Regions from separate parts of the Homo sapiens genome. Here regions 2, 3, 4 and 5 are each linked to region 1. A link is an interaction called in ENCODE POLR2A ChIA-PET data of the cell type or tissue named here. Cell type or tissue: CD4-positive, alpha-beta T cell. All regions are shown on one strand.

What was found. Peaks named below come from ENCODE experiments on the same cell type or tissue, not always from the same donor. Only the 100,000 strongest peaks of a DNase experiment are listed, where the experiment ranks them.
Region 2: POLR2A ChIA-PET joins it to region 1 with 12 read pairs; 4 of 35 experiments call an interaction of 5 or more read pairs at or near these places.
Region 3: POLR2A ChIA-PET joins it to region 1 with 13 read pairs; 5 of 35 experiments call an interaction of 5 or more read pairs at or near these places.
Region 4: POLR2A ChIA-PET joins it to region 1 with 10 read pairs; 5 of 35 experiments call an interaction of 5 or more read pairs at or near these places.
Region 5: POLR2A ChIA-PET joins it to region 1 with 12 read pairs; 6 of 35 experiments call an interaction of 5 or more read pairs at or near these places.

Annotation. Positions count from the first base shown.
Region 1 is chr2:204,965,808-204,969,807 of GRCh38, reverse strand. The region is part of intron 3 of PARD3B (par-3 family cell polarity regulator beta); the gene reads right to left. Among named protein-coding and RNA genes, the nearest start is that of PARD3B, 420 kb to the right of the region's middle. In CD4-positive, alpha-beta T cell, no CTCF peak of the experiment used is centred here; a DNase peak (open chromatin) is centred at 2,007; H3K27ac peaks cover 2,713 bases.
Region 2 is chr2:205,127,014-205,131,013 of GRCh38, reverse strand. All of the region lies in intron 10 of PARD3B (par-3 family cell polarity regulator beta), which reads right to left. Among named protein-coding and RNA genes, the nearest start is that of NRP2, 550 kb to the left of the region's middle. In CD4-positive, alpha-beta T cell, CTCF peaks have their summits at 97 and 310 (motif pointing right); no DNase peak of the experiment used is centred here.
Region 3 is chr2:204,870,152-204,874,151 of GRCh38, reverse strand. The region is part of intron 2 of PARD3B (par-3 family cell polarity regulator beta); the gene reads right to left. Among named protein-coding and RNA genes, the nearest start is that of PARD3B, 330 kb to the right of the region's middle. In CD4-positive, alpha-beta T cell, CTCF peaks have their summits at 2,174 and 2,374; a DNase peak (open chromatin) is centred at 2,361.
Region 4 is chr2:204,879,166-204,883,165 of GRCh38, reverse strand. The region is part of intron 2 of PARD3B (par-3 family cell polarity regulator beta); the gene reads right to left. Among named protein-coding and RNA genes, the nearest start is that of PARD3B, 340 kb to the right of the region's middle. In CD4-positive, alpha-beta T cell, no CTCF peak of the experiment used is centred here; no DNase peak of the experiment used is centred here; H3K27ac peaks cover 1,861 bases.
Region 5 is chr2:204,893,386-204,897,385 of GRCh38, reverse strand. The region is part of intron 2 of PARD3B (par-3 family cell polarity regulator beta); the gene reads right to left. Among named protein-coding and RNA genes, the nearest start is that of PARD3B, 350 kb to the right of the region's middle. In CD4-positive, alpha-beta T cell, no CTCF peak of the experiment used is centred here; no DNase peak of the experiment used is centred here.

The DNA of each region.
Region 1 (4,000 bases):
ATTTATACCTATTCATAGTATCTATTTATTAATTTACACTCTACTCAATTCCAAAAGGATGTGAGGTGCTATCACATATAGTACCTAAAATATATGGATAATTGAAATCTACAATTAATTTTTAAAAAGTCATGCAACTGAACAAGCACTGTTCTAGAAGCCAAGAAATGTGGGTTCCAGTTCTAGTTCCTTATTCAACATCAGAGTACACATTGAATTTTAACTTTTATTTGCTCATTTGTAAAATAATATCGATTACCTACACAATTGCTAATTATAAAATTCTGTGGAACTGCATATTTCTAGGTCAGCATTTCACAAACGTTTTTCTGAGGCATGCATACATCTTTTGAGTGGAGGTGAGGTTTTGGGGTAGATAAGCATTGGGATTCTGTTTATTGGCTACTTTCTAGACTTCTTCACCCTTTCTTCCACACTAGCATAACCAATCCTATTTGTCCAAAGATGGAGAATGAACAAATTTAAATAGCATCTAGAACTTAAGCGCTCAATAAATGTTATTTATTAACTAGAATCAAGCATCCATTGAAACCCTAATACATGCTCAGAAGAACCATGGGGTTTCACAGAGAAGACTTGGAAAATTCTCGAACTATAAATTTTTAAGTCCAAATAGATCATGTGAATATGATTCTTTCCAATTTCGCCTGGGATTTTGGTTACCACATCTCATCATTTAAATGAACTCTCAGGCCAGCAATCTCTGTACTATATGGTAACATGCTTTGGCTGATTTCAGAGCCACAGAATCTTAAAGTGTGAAAGTGATTTGCTACTTAGGGCTGAATCCCCAGGGTTCAGTCATTCAGCATTACATTAGAAAATCCATTAGAAAATAAATGATAGGAAATAATTTAGATGAATGAGGTTGGAATTATGTGGTTGCCCACTTGATTTAAAACTCATCTTACGAATTAAAAATATATACCCCATCAGCTTATAGGGCATGAGACTATGAACCCCTTTATGTCAGTAGATTTCTGCTGTTCGTCTTTGTAACCCTTGATTGTTAGATGAAGAATTAAGAAATAATACTTACTGTAAGCCTACTGTACTGTTTTAAAGATTTGGACAAGGCTTCATGAAGAAGGTCATATTTGAGCTTGAACTTAAAAGGTGCATATGAGTTCACTATACAGTAAAGAGACAAAGGAATGAGCCAGCTAAAGAGAACAGTATCTGCAAAGGCACAGAGGTTTGAAGGTGGTAAATTTGGAATGGCAAGTGGTTCACAGTGGCTGCAAGTTAAGGTGACTGTGAAAGACTGGCCAGCAATAAAGGTGGGCAGAGAGGAAGCAGCTAGATCATGAAGGGCCTGGGAATATGAATATGCATGCATAAGTATTACATCCTGGAAGATAAAGAAAGAATGGGAGGAGTCAACCTCTGTATGCATTACATGGAGAAGGTGGTTGTTGGTTTTTAACAGAATATTGTTGATGGTTATCTTGTGTTGGAAAAAGAAATATAAAAATTATACTGAACACTGAGTATATTTTGATATCAGATTCCAGAAAAACATAAATTTTGGGTGCTCAATGTGATGTAATCACAAAAATCTCTTGATTCCTAATATTTGTTGAATTGTGTCTGCTTAATTAAGAAAAGCAATGTAAGCCAATGAAGATTAAATTTGCTATTTTCTTAAGAAAGTGGCCTTAAGAGTGAGAAAACCAGTAAAAAATTAAGCCCTATTTCTCTTGTACCAGGTTGGGTGAATGAGCTGTGAAAAGTACAACCAGTTCCAATGGCTACACTAGCTGACTGGGGAAGGGAGATGAAGGGCCTGGGTTCAATGGCTGACATTTCATGAGCACCCTGTTAGGAGGAACTGCTGGGGCACAGGTGCTGCAAAACTCCTCTCACCGCCCCTCCCATTCTTCACCTAAGCAGGCTTTCAGGGTGGACCAGACAGGACAGCCAGGTCACACTCCCAGAAGTGCCATCAATACTGCCTCTACTGCCAACCACATCTCTCCATCTGGAGGTGCACAGCCTATGGCCACATCCTGCCCCGGAGCCAACAACAGGAAAACAGAATGGGTGGAGACCAAAGCTGGCTGTGTTGCTTCCTTCTTTAACTTCGCTATCTGAAAAACCTGACAAATATGTTTTTTCTTTGCTTTTTAAGTTCCAGAAATGCAAAGTACTCAAACTGCTAGAACCATGAAAGTGGGTAAGGGATGATTTTTTTACGTCATTCATCCTTGCCCAAATTTCTCCTGCTGATTCAGAGGAACCATCTGCATCAGCTTGCTAACGAGTTTAGATATGGTTCTCAGGGTGATGGGAAGCCAGTGAAGGTCGTTAAGCAGGGGAGTTATATTACATAATCAGATTTGTGATTTAGAAAGGCAGCTCTGGCAACAGTAGGGACTGGAGAAAGCACACAGTGTAAAGAAAGAGGTCAGTCTGAGGCCTCTGCAATAGTCTAATTGATGGCAAAGCTCTGGCCTGCTGTGGTGGCTGTGGACAAGGAAGCTGAATAGCTGACAGAGTGGGGGAGGTAGAAGGAAACGGTGGAACTGGAGGTGATGCCAAGGTTTCAGGCCAAATGGTTGGAAGGGAATGTTTCCCACCTAACAGTGAGCTAGTCTCATCATTTAATCTGGTACTAAGTGAAATGAGATTGTAGACCAAGGAGTTTAGTATTTTCAGGGTTTTGGCATATATTCTCAAAGTAAACCCCAAGACAGTTATATTAGTTGGTTGTTTTAGGAATTGCATGTCAGAGGCAGCACAGCAAAATGGTTTCTCACACCACAGCCAGCAACAGTTCAAATTCTGGCTCTGCCACCTAATAGCTATGGGATTTCTGCTGAGTTACTAAACTTCTCTGTACCTATTCCTCAACTCTTAAACGATAAAAATAATAAAAGCCGACTAATTAAGTATGACGAGGCTTAAATAAATGAGTTATTATGAGTAAGGGATTTAGATGGTGTGTACTCATGTAATAAATATTGTTTTCTCTGACTTATCAAAAATCATATGGAAGAAGTAGACAGTCCACACTTTCAAAGAAGGGGAATCTCGGCTGACTTTTTTTTCTTGCATTCGATATTATGTTGTTTCAATATTCCAACAAAAAAGCTGAAGAAAACAATCTTTTTTCCCTGACAAAGCTCATAAGAGAGAGGTGAAAACAAATTCTCCGGCACAGAAGTACTCTGAGGTTCGGCCATTTGAAGACCACAGTGCTTGCTTATAAATAGAATATTAAAATAAGCAAGAGCAATTTTCTCCTTTCGTCTTCCCTTATTGCCTAATTTTCCTCTCATACCATTTGCATAATGGATAAAAAGGCATCCATTATGCAAATGAATGATGGGGCTGTAAGGTTGCTGAAGCCACAAGGCTGGCTCCAGATGAAGAGAAGCTGCCACAAAGCCCTCCAGCAGCCACGTTCCAGCAGACTGCTTCACTAGCTCGGTTCCAAAAGATACAGGAAAACCCACTTAGACCATAGGTCATTAATTTCCATTTGGTTTATTTTAAAAGGGGCACTACAGATGCTTTTCCAAAAATCAGTACAAAATATGGATTGTCAGCATTAGAGTATGTAAATTTAACTTTACAGTATATATTTTATTTCAAATGGGAAAATGAGTACTATGTACGATTCTAACCATTTTAAGCATATGTTTTGCTTTAAAAAGAATAAGAAGCTGACCTTTGCAAAGTGGAATAAGCCTCTGTTCTTCTAGCTTGAGAATTCCCTCATAACAGGTGCTCTAAGTAGTCTCAAAATGTTGCACAAACATTCCACAGGCATAAAAAGTTGTTTGAAATACCAAGATATTAGTGGATTTTCAAAAACTTCATGCAGTTAAATTGAGCTAAATTTATCTTTAGGAGGTATCACCAAAACAGACATGTTATTTCTCTTGGAGTTGTAAACTGATTGAAACTTTAGAATAATATTTACTTTCTCATTCTACAAATATAATGAAAAATATTTCTAAGCAAAATTACTGGA
Region 2 (4,000 bases), 160 kb before region 1:
CTTAAAAATAAGAAAGAGTTGGAACCACATCTCGCATGCTAAGGTAGTCACAGGGACAGGTAACCATGACAGTGTTGGACTACACTAAGCTCAGCAACTGTTAAGTAGGGTTCCACATGCATGTGCATCATTTTTTCTCAGCAAAAGCAATATTCCTAAGTGAAGGTCAAAGCAGCATGACAAACATGGCTAACTTTTGGTTTTCAATCATGCCAGGCAGGAGAAACTTGCTTGCTTGAAATACAGTTAATCTCACTTGCAGAGGCCAGCATCAAATAGCAGGCAAACGTGGCAGGTAGAAATTATAAATACATTTGAAATTTTTTAAGCTCATTTTACCCACCAGGGGTTGCTGTGATTTTCAGGATGATTTAGAAATAAGGCAGCAGGTCAGAAAATGAAACGTTAAAGAGGTTAACAAAGAAAGGGCAGAATCTTCCTTTCTACCCAATAAAAAAAGAAGACATGCACATACATGCACATGTACACACACATACATAGCAAATAACTTTCTCCTTCTCTCTCTAGCTCTTAAAGAAATGAAGCCATGAAATTAACAGAAAAACTTCAGTTTTTCAGGAGCTTTCTTAAGTGGAAATACGGCTTTATCTGACATTTAGCATAAGAAAGAATTTCAGGTATCAGAGACAGAAAAGAATTTGTAGGCCACATCTCTTACAGAACTGACCACGCAAACCACCAGTTGATTAACTAGCATAGTTTTCATTTCAAGTATAGACACAGACACAGCAGTTTAGCCTTCAGATTCTAAATCTATTACCAAAACTAATCTCAAAGTACCTTCTGCAAAACTGTTCCTTATGTGAACACCTCTTCAGTAAACTCTCACCCAGTCAGGGGGTGAGGACACCAAAGGATCTTTCAGAATGGGATTCTGGAAAGATTATCTTTGAAATACCCTTCTTTTGGTAAAGATACTAGAAACAGCTAAATAGTTGTAATGTTATTATATAAATTCCTCTCACTTGATTTTCAACCCGGTCTGCCCCAGATGGAAAGAAGGTTGGCTAAATATGCTGCTAAACTTGGGACGTTAATCAATTGCTCAGGAAGGACACGAACTAGAATATAGGAGTTCAGCACAGTTCTTTTAGGTGGCAGGTCAGGAGAAATGACCAGGAAATGGATACCATGGCCTTCAGAATGACAGAGTCACATCCAAGAGACAATTCTATATTGGGACTTCCTGTATAACTGCTGACCACATGCTCCCTTAGCTTAAGTGTTAAGACTTTACAAGAAGCTAACGATAACAAGGAAGTAAGGAAGATTTAAGCGTCGGAAACTAGGCAGTGCAGTGCTGTTAAGAAGGTACAGAGCTCGCAGAACAGCAAGGCTTAACAAAAGAGGACAGTTTCTTAGAAGAGGAAACCAATAAACACAGTTTGTTTTCCTCAAAGGAGATAGAACACGACAAAAGTAGGAAGTGCTGTCCTTCCTTCATCCTGCCAGATTTTCAATGGAAAGTCAAGTGTGTACATCAATCATGATAAGGAAGAAGAGACCAAAGTGATATCACCTTCAAGTTTTTGAAAGGAAAACACAAAGATGTATCACATAACACACTTCTTTATTTTGCCCTTTCAAACAGGCCGGTGTATGCCACACTATGAAGTAATTCCCACTGAAATAGCCCAGCACGTGCCAAACATCACCTCTTTTTAAACTTCCTGCAAGGTTCTTGCCTCTTGGCATTCGAGGCAGGCATTTGGGCTGGAAAAAGAGTGCTTTTCCTTATTTCTCCAATAGGAAGGCTATGGGTCCACGTGACTTAGGTGCTTATAAACCTCAAATGCCCTTGCTTTGCTATGGTGACAAAGAAAATTCCACATATTTGGATGGTTGACTGTCAACTATTTTTGAGAGTCTAGATATTTGCTAGAAACTTCTAAAGGAATGAATACTAAGCATATACCCTCCAAATTTAGTATAGAACTAGAAACAATGAGAACAAATAATTTGTTTGCACTCATAATCTCACAGTTGCACAGTTAACTTAATATGCTCCCTGGTGGACTTGGCCTATGTCATTCTGGGATAGAAATCAAATTTCACTAAATTCCATTAAATGAGAGTGAAATAACACATACAGCTGCCTCCCTTATCAATTTGACTGGTTATAAAAATGTTGTTTTTAACTCAGTATTTTGGATCCCAGAATACATTATAAAATAATAAAAAAATAAAACAATCATTGTTCAAAAATAGTGGTTAGTCCCAGGCAAGGCTGCATAAATCTATCTACCCCATAATATATCTAGAGTATAGAATTGTGTTTACACTACTACAGAAATGGTCATGTATTAGAAAAAAAAATTATAGCTAACGTATTTTGAGAACTTACAATTAGCCAGAAACTATGCTACAAGCTTTGCCTGTATTATCTCATTTAATCTTCACAACAATTCTTACAATACAGATGAGGAAACAGCCTCTGAGTGATGTTCCGAATGGCTCTACATCACACAGCTAGTAAGTGGTGGATACAGAAGTTGAATTCTGGGATGTGAACTCCAGAGACAATGTTAAATGTTATTCCAGTTGCTAACTTCCAGATATAATTGCCTTTGATGAGGAATGAATTCAGAGCTTCAAACTGGGATAAATCAGCATCCCTTACCTGGTGGAGGGGCATAGCTTCTAGGAAGAAGGTATTAACTGTGGGGTTAAAAATTCCAGAGGACATATGGGAGAAAGGTATAAGGAACTACTAGACAGAAACTGCAGGCTCGAGGGTTTAAGTTCCTAGTTGGAGTTCTGTGGTTGCATTCTTTTGCATGCTCAGGGGCTGCCTGAAATATTTCTGTTTTTATGCAGGGTTTTATTTCTTCCAGGACCACAGTTCAATGGAATACACAGTCAAAACTTATTTCTTTGCTCTCCTATCTCAGAAATAAGCACATAGTTCCACTGAGGATTTTGGAGAGTTTTTATTTCTAACAACCTAAATATCAGACAAGAAATGAAAGGGCCTCTTGTGGTGCATACACATAACTGCCCCCCTTTTTATTGTTTCTTTTCACTTTGACCCTTGTAGAGAAAGACCAAGGTCTTTGGATAAATAAAAGATTGAAAGAAGAATCCATCTGTATTTTAGAAAAAAAATCCAGACTCCAAGTTTCTGCATCATTTCTCTAGAAAGTGTGAGGAGATGAGACAGACATTCAGGATTCTACCTTTCAAATGGTTGGGTATGGAGGAGTCAAGTAGAGGAATGGAAATGGGGACTATATCTGCATGACTCAGATCACTCTTTTTTTCTTATTTTCCCTATTTTGTTACAGATCTCCCCAGAGTACACAATAAGGAAAGGGAAAAATGGGTAAGATGATGGGAAAGAGAAGGAAAGGGAGAAAGAAAATTCCATGCCAAGGAAACTTGGAAACTGTCTGAAGAAACAGATCAGGTCTACTTTCCAATCCATACAATAACTCTTTACATATTTGATAATAACTGTCATGTCTCCTAAAATTTCTCTTCTTCAAGTGAAACATCATCAGTTCTGTCAACTAATCCTTACTGTTCCAATAACCTAACTCTGGGAACCTACATGTGCCTTTGTCAATTCTTATACAGATTCAAAGGAAATAACAAGGAGTAAATACAAGTCCTTTTATCACATTTGTTTCTATTTGTTATTAGCTACAAAATCCCTTCTGAATTTTCTTTTCTTTTTCCTTTTTTTTTTTTTTTTTTGAGACAGAGTCTCGTTCTGTTGCCCAGGCTGGAGCGCACTCGTGCAATCTTGGCTCACTGCAACCTCTGCTTCCCAGGTTCAAGCAATTCTCCTGTCTCAGCCTCCTGAGCAGCTGGGACTACAGGCACATGCCACCATGCCTGGCTACTTTTTGTATTTTTTAGTAGAGACGGGGTTTCACCATACTGGTCAGGTTTCGAACTCCTGACCTCAGGTGATCCACCTGCCTCGGCCTCCCAAAGTGCTGGGATTACAGGCATGAGCCACTGCACCTGTCCTCCT
Region 3 (4,000 bases), 96 kb after region 1:
GTTGTTTTGAGACAGAGTTTTTTGATCATCGCTCAGGCGGGAGTACGATGGTGCAATCTGGGCTCACTGCAACCTCTGCCTCCCAGGTTTAAGCAATTCTCCTGCCTCAGCCTCCCAAGTAGCTGGGATTACAGGTACCCGCCACCATGCCCAGCTTATTTTTGTATTTTTAGTAGAGATGGGGTTTCACCATATTAACCAGGCTGGTCCCGAACTCCTGACCTCAAGTGATCCGCTCCCCTCAGCCTCCCAAAGTGCTGGGATTACAGGTGTGAGCCACCACACATGGCCATTAGTTTTGTTTTATTCCTATCTGCCCTTCTTGTTTACTATTAGCCTGCCTCTTCTCTCACTGCCAGATGCCTACTATATTTTTGTTTTCTTATTTGCAGCTAGAATCATTACGTGGACTCAGGTGTAACTTCTGCAGACAGACATTCCCTGATCAACCTACCCAGGGCTGTTTCTAGCTACTCACACATCATCCTGTTTCTTTATTACCACATTGTAATTTCATGTTGTTTTGTTTTTCAAACTCATGTACTGTTTGCCTACCCTCAAAAGCATTTGTATTCTATGGATGCACAGACCTCATCAGTCTCACATACCATTAAATGGTTAGCAACTTAAAAGAGTGTCTGGCACAAAATACGTGCTTAGGAAAGTCCTGCGGATGGGTGATGAAGTGTCTGGGGGACAAATGAATAATGAATGGCTGGGGAAATCACTGGCTTGAGAATCAGACAACCGAGTCTAAATCTCCCACTTTCAGACCTGGGGCTTGGACTCAGCTATAGTTGCCTTGCCTGCTATGATAGGAAAAACAGCTTTCGCCATATATTACTGTTGTGAGGACTGAATGGCATTCACGTCCTCTTTAGGGTAAAAGACTGAGAATGAAGCCTAGTCAAATTGTGTGTAAAGCAAGAAAAAGCAGATCCTGAACAAGATTCTACCTGTAAAGGATATACGCTTTAGTGTCTGTCCTTCTTATGCAGAGCTTCACTGCTCAGGTCTTTCACATGTAACACCTCTATCTATGTATCTGTTAATTATCTACTAGTTATTTTATAATCATTACATTATAATTATCTTTATCTTTTTACTTACCTAATAGCTAGATTAGTAAAATGCCCTTTCTTCAAGTGAAGTGCTTATTAAAGCCAAATCAAGAACCACCTCCCTACCTCTTACTTCTTTAGAAATTGTTTAAAATACTGTTTACTCCTCTCTAGATTTGAGAAGCAAATAAGGACAGAATATAGAGGGACATTAAAGTTTAAAAGGATACAATTCACAATAAAAGACTCAAGAGTAAAGCCTACAAGTAACTTAAAAAGCAAGATGGTGTAGAGTTCAAATAAGTATTTGGTTTATGTAGTATCTGCCAAATTAGGTAAATGAAAATTATTCATATAATTACCCAAATATGTGAACAGCATAGAGCTAAAGTTAATCCAATTAGAGAAACACACAGAAGAATTTATTACAATTAGATTCTCAAAGTAGGTAGATGACCTTTAACAACTTCTGTCCTAACAGATATTAAACAGTATGACAGCAGTCTGGGCACATCTCTTAGGACTTAAACACACTGAATAACAAGTCAAGAAAACCGCATAGCTAGCTCAATAAAAAGCTGAGCAAAAAACTAAACAAACACAAAAAATGAATACCTTTCCTCCCAAAATGCTCTGTAGGCATGGATAAGATACAGTGACGAGATCATCTAAATGTCCCTATATACAGGGAAACTGAAGATGACATTTTATCCAAAACCTTTTAAGCAAAACTTTTAATCCTTCCTTGTGAAATATTTTCTACATTTTTATATAATTATATGCATACATATATATTACATGTATGTTATATATATAACTATCTATCCATGTATCTATCTATAAAATGTGTATGTATAAAATTTGGCAGATAAGTCCTAAAACAATTGCCATATGCTTTTCCCATCATTTTCTGTATTGTGTGGATTTCTGAGAGAATTATAATCTTTTGGAAAACAAAACAAAAATAATTATATTTTTAATGAAAACACATTTAATGTAGTTTTGAGTCAATAGTGTTAAGAATAGGTATATATGTAGCCGGGTGTTTTTCTTTGTTTTGATTTTGGGAGTTTGGGTTTTTGTTTTTTGAGTTGCTCAGTAGTAAATGATAATTAAAGAACTGTGTGACTGTCCATTTTAATGACTGTGTTTTAGATATCCAGACTTTCTCTTCCATGCTGTCTTTAAGAATAAAGGGACAAGAAAGCTTTAAAATTGGGTTTTAATCTACTTAATGCCACAAGTAGATGAAGAAGAGCCACTGGCCTTGTATACATTTACAAAAGATCTCATAGCTCCATCTAGCTCCAGATGAGGGAATTTAGAAAATAATGCAGAATTACACCCAACAGGACTACCAACACATAAAAGGGAAATCAGGAAGAGTCAAAATGAAACTATTATGCAAGCAGTGAGTTTGTAAGTGCAGGAAATTTGTCAATTAACACTGATTAAAAAGAATATTCATTAGTTAATTGACAGTTGATTTTCTAAGGAAAAAAATCATTCATATCATTATTATTTACTTTTCTAGCACTTCAAGTTTAAAAAATACAAAACATAACGTGAGAAGGGATTAGAATTGAACTTTTTTCCCCCCATTGAAAATGTTATTCTGTCTCATACATTGTTCTAAGTGTTCTGAATTCTGCCTTGAGCTCAGGAAAACAAAGAGGAAGCTACTTCTAAAGTTAAAATTGAAGGATAGATCAGGATATGATGCAGAAATATGACATGATTAGTATTTTTTATTCAAACAATAGAGTCTGTTGAGTTGTTTATAGTCTATAATAAATCAAAGGGAAATTCACACAAAGTCCCCAAAAGGGGGTTATTTAAAAAGAGAATTACAATTCATGAACAGTCTACAAATATCTCTGTAATGTAAAAACACAAAAATATGCAGTAAAATACTAAACAATTAATGTGAATACAGCTAGGAAAATAACTTTGGGCCTAAAATTAAAGAGAGCCAGGAAGAACATCTAAAGTCATTACTGCAAACTGCATTTCCCTAAACTTTAATGTCCCAATATATGATATATGTATGTATGATTATATATTAAAACATAAGGAGTTGCAGTTTGGATTTGATGATACAAAATTAAAAAGCATAAATCTTTTATTATGTTTTAAAAATATTTTCAAACAATTTAAAATGTCTTAATAATAGGCAATCCCACATTTCTCTAAATATAATTTGTTGCTGAGGATCTCAAAACAAACATCAAAATCCCTGAAACCAAAAACAAATGGGTATTTAAGCAAATTTAACTAGTTTCCAAATAAAATATTCAAAAGACACAAAGGAAACATTATGTGCACCTCTTTCTTCACTTTAAAAAACCAGCTCATTTTTGTGTATTATTTTTATTCAACTGAAATGCAACAAAACTTCCAAGTTAATTTCACAGAGCTTAAAAGAAAATATTTAATTATTTGCTCTTCTTGCAAACTCTTCAACATGTGTCCTCATCTTCCTATTTTACTTAGCAAAGTGATCAGATGACCTTAATCAACCAGGACAGCTCTGGCTTGAAACGCTTACCCCGAGCATTTCATTCTCCTCCATCTTTGAGATAGAGACATGACCACCTATTTCCTGGCTTGTCAAGAGTATTAAATCCCTAGCAGAAGGATAGAGCTTCACTATCGGTGTCTCCTCTTGCTCACAATGCCAAAACCTAGCATGCAAACAGAGCACAGGCATTTGATAGGGACTCTTAGCAACTTTCAAATTAATTAACATCATTTTTTTAACTTCAGCTAGGGATATTCTGAATTATAGTTACAGTAAGAGGTATTCTGGTAGTTATCCAATTAATTGTCATGCTCAGCACTTTATTTGGCTTGAAGCCTGACAGCATACTTAAGTTTACTGGCTTCTCAATCTAAGGGGACTTTCTCTACCACCCCATCCAAAATGCTTATATTGGGGG
Region 4 (4,000 bases), 87 kb after region 1:
TAAGTAATTATGACAACCATGGTGATTCAACAACCATTTGAAAACTTATTTTCTCTAGCATTTCCAGAGTTACAAAGAAAACATACAAATTTTTATTTATATGATATTCCAAACAGATTGAAGAAAATTAAGGAATGCTTTCTAGACATAGACTACAAGGTGTCTTTACAGGAGCACGGGAAGCTCATTCTTTTCATAGAAAAATCCAGTCCCCTTTTTCCAAGTAAAGCAATGCAGAGTAGGAATAGAATAATCCCCAAATTCCACCAGGACTGCCAAGCTCATTCTGAATGGTATTTGATGGTATTGTAGGTTAACCCTCTGAGGTTCTATTGCAGTAGTTTAAAACCTTTATTAGAGATTCATAATCACCTGACCTCTCCGAAAAGCCATCTAAATCAGTGATGAGGAGGAAGGGCAAGATTTTGTATTTCTAATAAGCTTGCAGGTGATGCCCTGCTGTCCACATGCTATACTCTGAGTACCAAGGTTCTAAATCAAGGTAAAGACATTGAAAAGATCCTAATAGTAGGACTCTTTGTTTGTAGCCCATAGAACCAGCCTGCAGCTTTCAAAGTGCATGTTTTGTCAAGGAGTCTGATTACCAATACATTAAGCAATTCATTGTGAAGGATGAAGGAGGGGAGGTAAATAAAAGAGGCAATATACAAATAAAGCTTTTGCAGTCAGACACTTGCCATAAAAGAAATCAATTCAGTGGTAAAGCAGTCTATTGGCATTTGTAGATTACCCAATATTAGGCTAAATTTTAGGAGGATTATAGAAGGATTATCTGATTATTATCCTCCAAAAGAGGTAATCTAGAAAAAATATTTAAAGAATTTAACACTAAATGATAATAACTCTGCATGCAATAGGCCTCAAATATTGCCCAGCAACAAAGGTTTCTCAATGGATTTGTACTTCTGGGAAACAGAGAAATGGTACAGATTTTTAAATATGGGGAATTTAGAAAATTGCTTTTCTTGTTATATCCAGTTTAGAAATTAAAATCAACTCCAGTGATTGTATTCCAAAGGTAGCAAAAGTCAGTTTATAGCTTTGTGCTCCAGTTCAGGTGAGATCTTGTTCTATCCCTTGCTACAGGAAAAAAGGAAGCATACATGTGTAAGAAGGCGACTGTGCTGCCTGACGCCAGGATGTGTCTTAGTGATGCTTCAGTCAAGGGTGTCAGCTATCTCCAGACCCTCTAAAAGTGAAAGCCACAAGGTAATGCTGATTCTTGGAACTAGCTTTGCCTCTCCCAGAACACTCACGATTCAGGGACAGTGCAAAAGCACTCCTGTGCAGCTCTCAGATAGAAAAAGAGGCGACTAGGCAGTCCTTGATAGCAGATGCACAACACACAGCAGCAGCACTCCTGACTCTGGGTTGCAAAATCTTTCTCTGAAAAATCTGTTACTCCTTTCCCACTACTCCAAGACACATAGAGCTTCAGAGTTTCCTTCATTAGCCTGGCCTGGAATCCATCAGAAATTTGCCTTTCAAAGAAGCCCTTTCTCAGTTGGCTTCAGCATGCCCCTTGGCAACCATCTACCAAGTTCAGCAATTCTTCTTTTTCAGAACGAGATCTATAACTCAAAACAACTAATTTTCCCAGACAATCAAAATAACACTGGTGAGTCCTTCAGGGCTAAAAGGAAAAAAGAAAAAAAAAAAGCTTAACTCTCCCTCATTGTTTTCTTATTAAGCAAAAATTTAAATGTTACGTTGTCAACATATAATGTATAAAATACACAGCAATCTGCTGAAGAAAGAGCTTTCAATTAAGATTTATCAACGTGTAGATCTTGACTTTGTTGATATACTCTGTATTCAGCACCCCCCACCGAAAGGGATTTAAGTAATATAATTAAACTGTTGAAAATGGCATTTTACATAGACATAGATACACACACATACAGACTGGTCAACCACATAAAAAGTACATATTAACAATATTGGCATACTTTGAAAACAAAAGAAAAAACTGAGTAGCTAAAGATAATATCTAATACGCTCATGGTTTTCTAACGCACAGACCTCAAGGAAATGCTTGCCTCTACTTAACTATGAGGTAAACATCAATTGTTTTCAGTAGTGTTAAATGATTTTGTCAAGATGGGAGAAGTTTCATAGAAATTTTCTAACCCTACACAACAGGTAATTCTAGTGATCTTGTTTCCATGACTTCTCTGATCTCTGATTTTTTCTTAATGAAATATGATAAAATATTAATTCAAGATGCCAAGAGACATATATAAACAGAAACACTGTAGCACGTTTGTTCTAATATAATTGCAGGATGTTGGCTCTACTCCTAGGTAATTACTGCATTAGTTAGCTCTGGCTCCCTATAGGGTTATGCAATTTTTTAGAGTAGTTAGACCAGATATCCTGTCCATGCAAAAGTCATTTGTGTGCAGCCCCACATCAGCTGGATACTTCTTGGAGATAACAGGGCTTCTGCATACTCTGCTGTATTTTTTTTTTTTTTTTTTTTTTTTTGAGATGGAGTCTCGCTCTGTCACCAGGCTGGAGTGCAGTGGCATGATCTCAGCTCACTGCAATCACTGCCTCCCAGGTTCAAGCCATTCCCCGCCTCAGCCTTCCAAGTAGGTGAGACTACAGGTGCACATCACCATGCCTGGCTAATTCTTTGTATTTTAGTAGAGATGGGGTTACAACATGTTGGCCAGGATGGTCTCGATCTCCTGACCTCGTGATCCGCCCACCTCGGCCTCCCAAAGTGCTGGGATTACAGGCATGAGCCACCGCGCTCGACCACTCTGCTGCATTTCAAACTGCATGTACATATATGCATGCTCTCTCTCTATATATGTATGATATACCTATATAACACATAATAGTAGGTATCATATACTATTAAATGAAACTTCTGGCAATTAGTCAAAGACAGAGATAGGGAACAATTGGTAATTCCAACATGCTAAACTATATTAAATCACAAACAACTAAGAGAAAGAGATTATTTTATAGAGCAATTTTCATGTATCAGGAGTTGGTAGTCTGGAAAATAAAATCATGGATCCAGTCTTTTTCCCTTTAGGAAGCACAATCCAGGTATATCAAAGAAACAATCCTTTAGAACAGTTACATTATGTCTGATCAATAAAAAAGGATGCTTAGCTATTTCACACTTAATAAAACAATCAAAATGAATAGAACTCTGACTTTCCCACTGAAACTCTACTAATCATCAGTTAGAGTCTATTTCAATCTGACTGGTCTCTGGCACTTGACTTCTGTTGGATACTCAATCCAGCACTGGCAAAAAGAATAAGCCCACTGATATCCGGGCTTTGCAAACCTAATTTCAGAATTAAGCTGTCAGATGTAAGTACACAATTTGGCTAGCCAAAAGTAAGAATACAGGCCAAACCGCCTCCAACCAAACATTCAATTCCCCAATCTTTTAAGGCTGGTAATTAACAACCTTTAATAGCTTTACAAAGGGCATATACCTAAGAACAATCAGGAGTTATTTCAGAATCTTGCACTATACCCCCACAACCCATACAGGCATTTGGTTCCCAAGAAAATTTACAGATTATCCATTTTCACATTGGTTTCCTCCAGGAGTGTAGCATTGCCATATAATCTAAGCAGTCTTAGAGCTGACCATGTCATTGTAAGATGCTCAGAGAGGTGAGGTTAGTTGATTAGTGTCAACACACATGGGTTAGCATGAGGATTAATGAACCCAACTCCTTCCTCACAGTCCAGAGCTCTATGACCTGGCTCAGTTGATACCTTAAAGATTCACTTTAAATCAAGACATTTCAGTTTCATAAATCCAAATAGCCTTGAGCATGTCCTGAGACGTTCTTACCCCAAGCACCAAAACCAACTACACTTTGTGGGTTGCCTGTCACGGCCCCTGCTTGACCTGTCATCTGAGATGTGAAACAGGAGGCTTTGGGAACTGTGCTCCCTGTCCAGTAACAAAAATGGGTTTGTTTATTTTACATTTGCAATT
Region 5 (4,000 bases), 72 kb after region 1:
CAGTACCTACAGGTTTAATAGTTCTATATTTATTACGGCCTACACACTGAGCTACACACAATTTATGCGACTTTTTACCAACTCTTAGTCCTCTAAAACATTGATTCAGGGCAATTTTACTAAGGTCTAAATGAGAAACTGCTTATAAAATAAAGACACAAGTATACCAGTCCCTCACAAATCAAAATATTCTGATATGTCTAAGCCCTTATAGAAACCAGGGATTTAATAGCTAAATTATAAATAATTTTGTGAAGACCTTATAAATTAATTTGTTAAAAATATTTCCATGAACAACATAAGGGAAAAACACTTAAAATAAGAATATCTATGGTATTATTGTACACAAGTCAATAAGAATAGCACACAATTAATTTCCTTTTATTATTGTTCACTTGCTAAAATCTTTTTAACCCCGCTCTGCTGTACAGATGCAATTTACTACTAATATAATCATTTTTATGTGTTCAAGATCATATGCATACCAGGCAATTTTTACTTTTAGACAAAAGTTCAAAGGCTTTCTTATTCTGTGACCTCCAAACAATGACATTCTGCCTTGGTCTTAGAGACTCAGAATAAGGAAGTTAACAATGGTTAAAGCATTAGATAGCCTTTATTTAGTGTACTGGACCTAGCTAAATAGATATTGTCCACTCCCTTTCTAAATGATAAGACTGTAGAGTCTTGTCATTAGTCTCTCTTACAAGGAGTACTTGTACTGATAATAAAAAGCAATACTGATGATGATTTTAATTGCTAACATTTATTAAGCTCTTACAATGTTCCAGGAACTGAATAAAGGGACTCATATACACCTTTTCAATTTGTCCTCTCAAATCAATCTCTACAGTATGGTAGATTCAAAACGTTACCTCCATTTCATATATATGTAATAAAAGTTTAGATGGATGGGATAAACATGTCCGAGGTGCCACCACGGGCAGAGGTAGCTCAGCCAGTCAAGCCCAGGTAGCTTAACTCCAGAGCCCTTGAGCTTCACATCATCAATATGCAGCACAGCGCCTCTAGATAATACCCAGAAACAGAAGCATGACATGGAGGCCAAGACCAACTTCCTCTTACCTTTATTTACTTTCATTATTGATTCAATGCAAAAAGCCCCTTACTTTGCTGACATCTAATTCATCCTCCTTTATAAAACCTAACCTCTAGTTATCTCATTTGTTAATTATTCTAAGTAGAGTGATGAATAATAATAGCTAGCATTTGCAGAATCCCATTTCACAGAACAAGTACAGAGAATACAGTGTGAGAGGTCCCACAGCAGAAAACTTTGGTTTAAGGGAAGTCTGAGTAGAGAACCTGTACATTCCAAAACCAAAGTGCTTACGGTTGAAGAAAAGTCACAGAAAATTATTTATGCTCAGATTTTATTGAAAGGGAGTATTTACTATACAGCTAAATCAATAGTACTATCCTTTGTTTATATCCTGTCTACCTTTTCAGATATTGTTTACAAAAAATAAGAGTCAATACTGCTTTCAGGTAGACCCCCATCTAACTCTAAAAACTATTTCTTTTAAGTATTTTTAAGTCCTTTCCAACTGCTTGCTTTCATGCACATACTCTTTCAGTTCCTATAGTCAAAAAGTTCTCAGGAAAAGTGAGTGTAAATAGGGATAAGGAATCATATGTACATGGAATCTGAATAAGGAGGATAATATATCCTAAAGATAAAGCACAATACAGTTAGTATTGGTTCTTTTTTTGGCGGGGGAGCTCACTAAGTTTGAAAACATTTATTTGCATAAAACAATAAATGTTCAGTAAACAATTTAATGCAACAATAATAATTTTCTTAGCTTGTTATTACAAAAATATGTGATAGTATAAATGTTCATAGAATAAATTAATATAAATTTAAGAAATCTCATAGATATATATCGGTTAAATACCTGATAACTGAAAAACACTAGCTTTGGCTGGGTTATAACATCAGTTTTGTAAATTATCTAAATTATATTCTGAGTTTTAAAGGGCTAGGTAATGCAAAGTTATAGATATTTCATGGTTATAAAAATAGGATAAGTATCCTTTTCTTAAAGTTGCATAAAAAGCTTTTGGTTTAAAATTGCAAAACACATTTCAAATTAGCCTTTTAAAAATGATTCAAAAACCATATACAGCTTGTAGAAGGAAAATAAACTACTTTTCTAACATAACCTAATGCCTCCTAATCTAGTTTTTGTCTCTAAGTAGGTTCTATTTTTAAACAGGCTCCTTGATTTTTCCCAACATAAATGCACATTTGCACATCCTTCCCTTCACATTGCTCCATGTACACTTGAATTATGGGGTTTTTTTTGGTAGGTCTTTCTCCTTAATTCTCTACTTTTCAAAAAATCTATTACTATAGTCCAAACATTTTTAAGTTAGTGCTTCTGTATTTTAAAGGAATAAATTCCATTTTCCCTTTTAAAATAAATCTACTTTTATTTCTTCTAATCAAGTTTATTCTTTTTGATAATCTCTCCTTTTATGGACCAAAGGCATTCTTTTATTGCTCTTTGAAAGGCACTATTTATATTACCTTAGTTCATTTTATCCATGTCATCTATAAACATATATTTTAAAACTTTGAAAAAACAAACCCAAGAAATTTAATTTTCATGAAATCCCCTTTAAATGTCCAACCCTGAAACACCAACAACTCAGCCCAGGAGTGATCTTCAAGCATTTGGGGGTTGGGTTTTACAGTGTTTATTTCTTTATTTCATATTTTCATTATTAGATGCAAAATGTTTGTATTCAGCAGTTATAACTTACTAGAAATTTGCAATTTACTATAATAAGCTCCATTTCAGAGAATCACAGAAGTGTTGTATTTTAAGGAGCATTTAATATATCTCCTGTTAATAATGAGGAAGCTGGGGCATGGATGTTTGACTTGCCCATGACAGGAAATGAAAAAAAAAAAGTAAAAATGCCTGTCACTATAATATCTTTCATGTTTTGTTAATATTCCTTAAAAAATGAGATTTAACATATTCCAGCCCTGGTTTATAGTCCTTTTTCTGTTTTTTCCTCACCTCAAACTATTTGTTTAAAGAAAATGTCTGTATAACATACAGCCTTGCAAAAATGCAATTCCATTACTACAATTTCAACAGATTCAAGTAGAATACACACATTCTTTGCAAAGGACACCATTAATCTCTGAATACCAACATGTATAATTCATCAAAAAAACCCTTAATGCCCTTTAAATCACCCAAAACTTTACAAATGTTATAAATGACATTAAACCCATTTCAAATTTTACTACAAACCACACAGTTGAAATGGCAATTAACTTTTTTTTTTTTTAACTAAAATAGAGTTTAAGATAAGGTCTTAGTGTCTTTGAAAGGGACACAGTCATATTTTCTATATAAAATAGATTTACTTATGTAATCACATAAATGGAACAAATTACAGAGCCTTAATTAATTTCTCATTCATTTTGCATAAACTTTTATGAATATATACTTTGAATTAATAATATAATAAAAGTTATTCTGCTTTACTTTCAACAACAGCTCTTTTCTATTCATAAGGCACAGTCTTAAGAACTGAGCTATTCAGTATGGTAGCCACTAGCCACATGTGGCTGTTGAACACTTGTGATGTGGCTACCCCAAACTGAGATGTGCTATACATAAAATACACATGGGTTTTCAAGACTTACTATGAGACAAAACATGCCTTATTTCCATAACTTTTCCATTATATATTCAAGTTTGTGGATATACTGAGTTAAATAAACTATGCTATTAAAATTAATTTGTGCTGTATCTTTTCACATTTGAATGAGGCTACTAAAATATTTAAAATTACATATATGGCTAACATGCAATTTCTTTTGGACAGCACAGCTTTAGAATCTTTAAATACATGCATTTGCTTATTTATTAATCTATCATGCAAAAAAAAACCATTTATTTAGTTATACTTGTGGTCATCTCATAAAAATCCCTCATCTGACTCTATATTCTCC